Linked DNA regions of Homo sapiens: region 2 is linked to region 1. The links are chromatin contacts, found by Hi-C in ENCODE. All regions are on one chromosome and are shown on one strand. The core of a region is the stretch at or near the end of the contact, and the rest is flanking DNA. Distances in the headings are between cores, read along the strand shown. Region 1 holds the start of CTH (cystathionine gamma-lyase). Region 2 holds the start of ALG6 (ALG6 alpha-1,3-glucosyltransferase).

Region 1 (3,154 bases), core at 655-3,154:
TTGATACATATTAAGCTGCATCCAATAAAGTTTTCTCAGTTTAAGAGAGTAAAAAAGGCCTGATTTATAGCATTTGTATTGGGTGCTATCTTTTTTTTTTTTTTTTTTGAGATGGAGTCTCACTCTGTGGCCCAGGCTGTAGTGCAGTGACATGATCTCGGCTCACTGCAACCTCCGCCTCCTGGGTTCAAGCGATTCTCCTGTCTCAGGCTCCCAAGGAGCTGGGATTACAGGTGTGCACCACTACGCCCAGCTAAGTTTTGTGTTTTTTGTAGAGATGGGGTTTCACCCTGCTGGCCAGGCTGGTCTCGAACTCTTGACTTCAGGTGATTCGCCCACCTCGGCCTCCCAAAGTGCTGGGATTAATAGGCGTTAGCCAATGCACCCAGCCTAGTGCTGTCTTCTGAATGATTCTTTATTACAGTACACTAAATAAAATGTCTGTATTTATGCAACTCAGGGTTTGTCAGCAAATATTAGGAGGTAAAACTAATTGGAACTGTTTTAGACCCTTTTGGCCCCTAAATGCCATATCATATTACACAAAAATACCCACCTATAGTTATACATAAATATTGAGGTGAGTTGCAGTTGATGTTATATTTTTAAAAGAAAAATATTAATTAAATATGTATTAATATACATTAGTGTTTTGAAGTCTATCCATTTTTTCCCCCAGCCATACAAAGTTTGGTAGGATTCTAAAAGCTTGTAGGCCCTCAAGCACCACTCCTCTAGTGCTTAATGGGTTAAATGTCCCTAAAGCTAATTTGAAAAGCAAATTGCCTCATTCTTTCTCTTCATATCTTTCTTTCAAACTGTAAATTTTAAGAGCTGTTTATTCCTTATTCTCCTTGTTCTTAATTTGTTTAATAAAGTTTTAGATCTTTAGCGAATATTTTGCAACAACAGAAATATCCCCAAATTTCCTGGTGCTAGAAAACAGCCACAATAGTAAGTAGGTCAAGTCTGTATTGCTTAGGGAACAGGGAGATTTTTGTTTTAAAGCAGTGATTCTTCTGAGAGTAGGGCTCTGGGCGCAGGTGAGTGGTAAACAATCCTTTTTCCTGCAGGGATGTTGCTGTTGTGTAAAAGCAAAAGCATTTTGTGTAAGGATGTTAGGCTCCAGTAAGTATTTCAAAGCCACATTATCTTTCTCATTAGGGGGAGTTTCTCTCTGTACTTTAAAAGAAGATAATGATGCTTGAAAAAGCTCAAGATTGACTAACTTTTAGGAAGCTGCCAGAGTTGTGCATAGACGTCCTCACTACAGTAGCTTCGTTATGTCTTACGAACAATTTAACCTTCACTTCTAGTCATCGTTTCGTCATCGTAAGCACTGGGTCATTACAGAGTTCAGTGTACCTAAAACGCAAGCTGTGACTGATGAGAATCCAAGCTGCAAACTGGGCGGCTTGGGCAACTGTTTTCTTAACCACCCTCCACGTTGTGGCTTACGTCTTTTAGCACCGCCCTCAGGGCAAAGGATGGTGGTCAGAGGTAACTACCACAGTAAAAGAAGGCTATTTATGTGGTCTGTTTACAGTTACCCGGTTTCAACACTAAGCCAGCTTTCCGCCACGTCTCGGGCGAACCTCCGGCCTGAGGTCACAGAGACGCCCGGGTGGCTCTCAGGAGCCAGCATGGCAGCCTCCTCAGGACGGGTACTCAGGAATTTCGCCCGCAGGGACTAACACCACTTGGACCCAGGGACTCCAGCTTCACTCCGCTTTGTGCACTGGGTGGGGCGGTCGCGGTGACGTTTCAGGCAACGCCTCTGCTGTCAGCCAATAAGGAGCGGGAGACGCGTCGGGCCTGCGCTCAATGGGCCGCGCTGGTCCCGCCCCACTGTGATCGTGAGACTGCAGACCCGCTAATAAAATCCACCCCAACAATCGCTGTGTGCCGCTTTAGTGCGCTCGCCGTCGGCTCTACCTGCGTGCTTTAGCTCCTTCTCGCCTGATCCTTCTGTCTCTCCCAACCCCGGACACCCGGCTTCGACTGGTTATATCTTCGGTGTTCTTTTCCTCTCTTCTTCTTTCGCGGTTCAGCATGCAGGAAAAAGACGCCTCCTCACAAGGTTTCCTGCCACACTTCCAACATTTCGCCACGCAGGCGATCCATGTGGGCCAGGATCCAGAGCAATGGACCTCCAGGGCTGTAGTGCCCCCCATCTCACTGTCCACCACGTTCAAGCAAGGGGCGCCTGGCCAGCACTCGGTGAGCTGGGTCTGTCTGGGGCTGTCCACAGTTGGGCGGTAAAAGAGATACGGCTTATGAATTTGAAAGGCATGTAAGTAATTTATAATATGACTTATAAATTAGGAAGGCAACCGAAAGATGTTTCTACACTGTAATTCTTGCAGCACAGCTTTGTATCGGATGGTCCAGTGATCGTATTTCTTTTGATAAGCAGGACTGGAAGGAGCCGTTTGTCCAGCTTGCCATTTAGATTTGGCCTGAAATTCAGGTGATTTTGACAAATTTGCAATTAAAAATCGAAGGTCATAACTTTTTTGAGTTACCTTTAGCAGCATAAATTTTAAAGATGTAGTACGGAGTCAGCTTAAAAAATATTAAGGGTCTGATAACTTGACTAGAATTAAGATTGTTTCCAGTAGCTGTATGAATAGTTATTGAGTACCTACTATATGCCAAATACGTGCTCGTATATATCATGTGTATTACATGTATTGTCTCATCTAATCCTAACAACAACCCTAGTCTGAACCGAATTCTCATTTTTTCCCAATAAAGAAGCTGAGATTTAGGGAGTTAAGTAACTAGCCTTAGACTAGTAAGTATTGGAGATGGAATTCAAACTTTAGAAACTTGAGGTTGCTTTAGGAACCAACTCCTAGGCACTCAGCTACACTATGCTATCTCTAATAATGCTAGTAACAATTTAGCCTATTGCGTCATTTAAGCACTGTGGCTTAGTGATTAAGAACACAACTCATGACCGGGTGCAGTGGCTTACGCCTGTAATCCCAGCACTTTGGGAGGCTGAGGCGGGTGGATCACCTGAGGACAGGAGTTCGAGCCCAGCCTGGCCAACATGGTGAAACCCCATCTCTACTAAAAATAAATAAATTAGCTGGGCATGGTGGCGGGTAATCTCAGCTACTCGGGAAGCTGAGGCAGGAGAATCGCT
Region 2 (3,154 bases), core at 241-2,740, 7.0 Mb before region 1:
AATCATGCGTGGACTGCTATAGTCTCCCTCTGATTCATCTGATCCATTTTCACCACTTTAAGTTTTCTCTAACACTGTAACTGTACTGTATACTTGACTCCCTGCTAAAAGTCATTTAATAGCCCCTTACTGATCACTGGATACATTCCAGACACCATAGCCTGGTATTCAAGGCTCTCTACAATTACCAGTCCTTTCCAGCTTCATCACCCACCACCTAAACTAGAGGAAATGTTCTACACTTTTCAGCTGCCACAATATTTGGCTTGAACCATTTCCTTTGTCTAGATTCTTACTCTCATTCTCTGGGCTTATCCAGCCAGGCTTTCCTTCAAAGCTCAGCTGACTCCTCCAGGAAAAGCATTTCCTGATGGTTTGCAGTTTACAGTGAACCCTCTTCTCCTAACTCCTACAGTGCTTAGTGCATATGTAAGTAATGTAACATTTAGTATGTGTTTCCTTCTATAGCTTTTTATCCTTTTATGCATAAAAATGTCTTTCCAATGAGAATTAAATGCCTTGAGGGCAGGGACCTGCCATATTTCTCCATATTCCCAGTGCTGATGGTCTTTTAGATATAATCATATTTTAGACCTGGAAGTTCACCTAGCCCTACTGATTTCTTTCACAGTTGAAGAAACTGAGGCCCAGAGAGAAGTTATTCAGACTCAGTAGAAAGCCATAGTCCTAGCCAAATATTTGCTAACACTTACAAATTATAGGGGTTGGCTTACGTAGAATGGCAAGATTCAGAAGTGGGGAATGAGGGCACTCTCTGAACAAAGGAAGGCAAGTAAAAATCATCACAGCCGTCCATGCGTGATTGGACAGAAGCCTAGACTGAGATGGAAATAGTGGAACTGGAAAGGAAGGGATCAATGCAAAAGGAAAAGTGTGCAGGTCTTACTAACTTACTAGATAGGTATTTTTGGCAAGTTTGGGACCAGGTGATTCAAGCTGCCCGCTGGGGCACGTGTAGTGGCTACTCGAGGGCAGGGCTGTCCTTTTGCACAACGCACAGGCTCTCGCAAATGGTTGGATGTTCAATGTTTCTTACTTTAGGGGGCTGCCCAGTCTTCTTCTTCGCAGGCATGTGGCTAGAAGAAAGTGAAGCAGGTTGGCTTTCTGGCTCCTCGAGGGCACAGGCCCAGAGGTGGTGAGGACCGGCCAAGGCTCTCTGCTCAGTGCAGCAAGCCAGGGCCCGCCCCTGACAGGAATCCGTTGGCTAAGCAGCCGCTCCGGCCTTGGCCACGATCCCAGGAAAGAAGAGCAAGGGGCTTTCCACCTGCCCCTAGCCTAACCCGGGGCTGGGGACCTCTCGGGTTCCATCGGCTCTTGCCCCGCCTCCTAAGCCGGCCGCCTCCTGTCCAGGCCAGGTTGCCCGCCCCTCCCCTCACGCTCGACGGGCTCGCTCCCGCACCGGGCGCGCGGGTGGTGCGCGGGCACACGGAGGCGGAAGGCCGGAGGGGCAGTCCGCCGCGGGGGCGAGCGCGCATGCGCCTTCCTGGGACCCACGGCAGGCGCGAATCCCAGCGGCCGGCGGGCGGCGGGGTAAGAGCATGGGATCCCGGAGGTTCCGGACCCCAGGCCAGTGTGGGGAGGTGCCGGGGGCTCGGACGCGCCACGAGCCGGCGCAGAGCTGGCGACCCGTCTCCCAGCTCCGCTCCACTCCCAGGGACGCGACGCGAGGCCTCCCCAGCCCTTCCTGCAGGGTCGCTTGTGGGTCGGGTGAGGGGACGCGGTGATAGTGGTGGCACTTGCAGGCTGGGGCGGTCCTGGCACCCTTGTCCTTGCGGTTCTGAGGGCCTGGCCCTCAAGAGGAGGGGCGGAGAAACGCGAGAAGGGATCCCTTTCGCCCCATATACACGCCCGGGATAGCTGCACTCCCCGGTGTTGTGTCCACTGCGGTGGAAGGACCTTTCAGACTAAAAGGAGCAAAGTCGGTTCTGGGATGGGGACGGCGGGCTTGGCATTTGTCGAGATGCACCGTCAGGGCAAAGGAGGACGAAAAGCGCATCTACTGCCTGCCTAGCAACTTCGTGGCCAGTGGATGGGTTAGAAAATTACTGTTTTCTGATTTACAGGTGGAAAAAGTCGCAAATAACCCTTTTTCTGGTTTAAGCAGAAGAGAGTCGTTAAAAGCCTCGCATAATATCTTTAACCACACAGGGCTCAGTAAAATTAGGGTACCTCCCCGCTTCGTACACACAGACGCACACAGCTCCATTCAGCAAATACTTCTTGGGTACCTGCCTTCTGCTAACACTGTTCTACAAGTGGGGAACAGAGAGCAACGACTAAGACAGGAGGATCCCTGCTCACAGGGAGCCTTTAGTCAACACATCCAAGTAATTTCCTTTTACACTTTTTTTTTTTTTAATTGAGACAGAGTCTTGCTCTGTCGCCCAGGCTGGAGTGCAGTGGCACGATCTTGGCTCACTGCAACCTCTGCCTCCCGGGTTCGAGCGATTTTCCTGCCTCAGCCTCACGAGTAGCTGGGATTACAGGAACGCACCACCACGCCCAGCTAATTTTTGTATTTTTAGTAGAGATGGGGTTTCACCATGTTGACCAGGCTGGTCTCGAACTCCTGACCTCAGGTGATCCACCTGCCTCGGCCTCCCAAAGTGCTGGGATTACAGGGGTGAACCACTGCGCCCAGCCCCTTTTATGCTTTTTAAATTGGAATATACCATATAGAAAAATACTGTACGCAAATTATAAGTTGTAACTTGTTAATTTATCCTAAAGTCAACACATTTCCTAACCACTACTCAAATCAAGAAGGAAGATTCACAGCATTTCAGAACACCTCTCTGGGCACCCCTCCCAACCACCATCCCTTCTTTCCTCCCCAAAGGTAACCTCTTTCCTGATTTTTAACACCATAGATTAGTTTTGCCTATTTATGAACCTTTCATGGAACCATATGATATGTATTCTTTGGTGTCCAGCATTTATACTGAAAATTATGTGTGTGAGATTGCACCATGTCATGTGAAAATACAAATCCTGTTAGTGAAAAGAATTAGGAAGCAAATTGAAGGTAATGATACAAACAGTAAGGGGAGGAAGCTTTAGTAGGATAGTCAGGGATGATCTTTCTGAGGGGATGATTTGAGATTTGGCATCAATGACAAAAGATTAGCCATTC

Evidence for each region. Hi-C counts contacts between places; a loop is a spot of excess contacts on that map. Pooled maps may share reads with other maps.
Region 2: a loop to region 1 is called in a pooled map, with 11 times the contacts of the local background. The contact joins the promoter of ALG6 here to the promoter of CTH in region 1. A Hi-C loop is called at or near these places in 4 of 50 pooled maps.

What each region holds. Positions count from the first base shown.
Region 1 is chr1:70,409,364-70,412,517 of GRCh38, forward strand. CTH (cystathionine gamma-lyase) reads left to right here and starts at 1,905. Exons shown (of 12, transcript NM_001902.6): 1 at 1,905-2,220. The coding sequence starts at 2,053. RefSeq lists an enhancer at 1,476-1,735 and a silencer at 1,796-1,945.
Region 2 is chr1:63,366,137-63,369,290 of GRCh38, forward strand. ALG6 (ALG6 alpha-1,3-glucosyltransferase) reads left to right here and starts at 1,491. Exons shown (of 15, transcript NM_013339.4): 1 at 1,491-1,551. RefSeq lists enhancers at 951-1,090, 1,951-2,060 and a silencer at 1,291-1,770.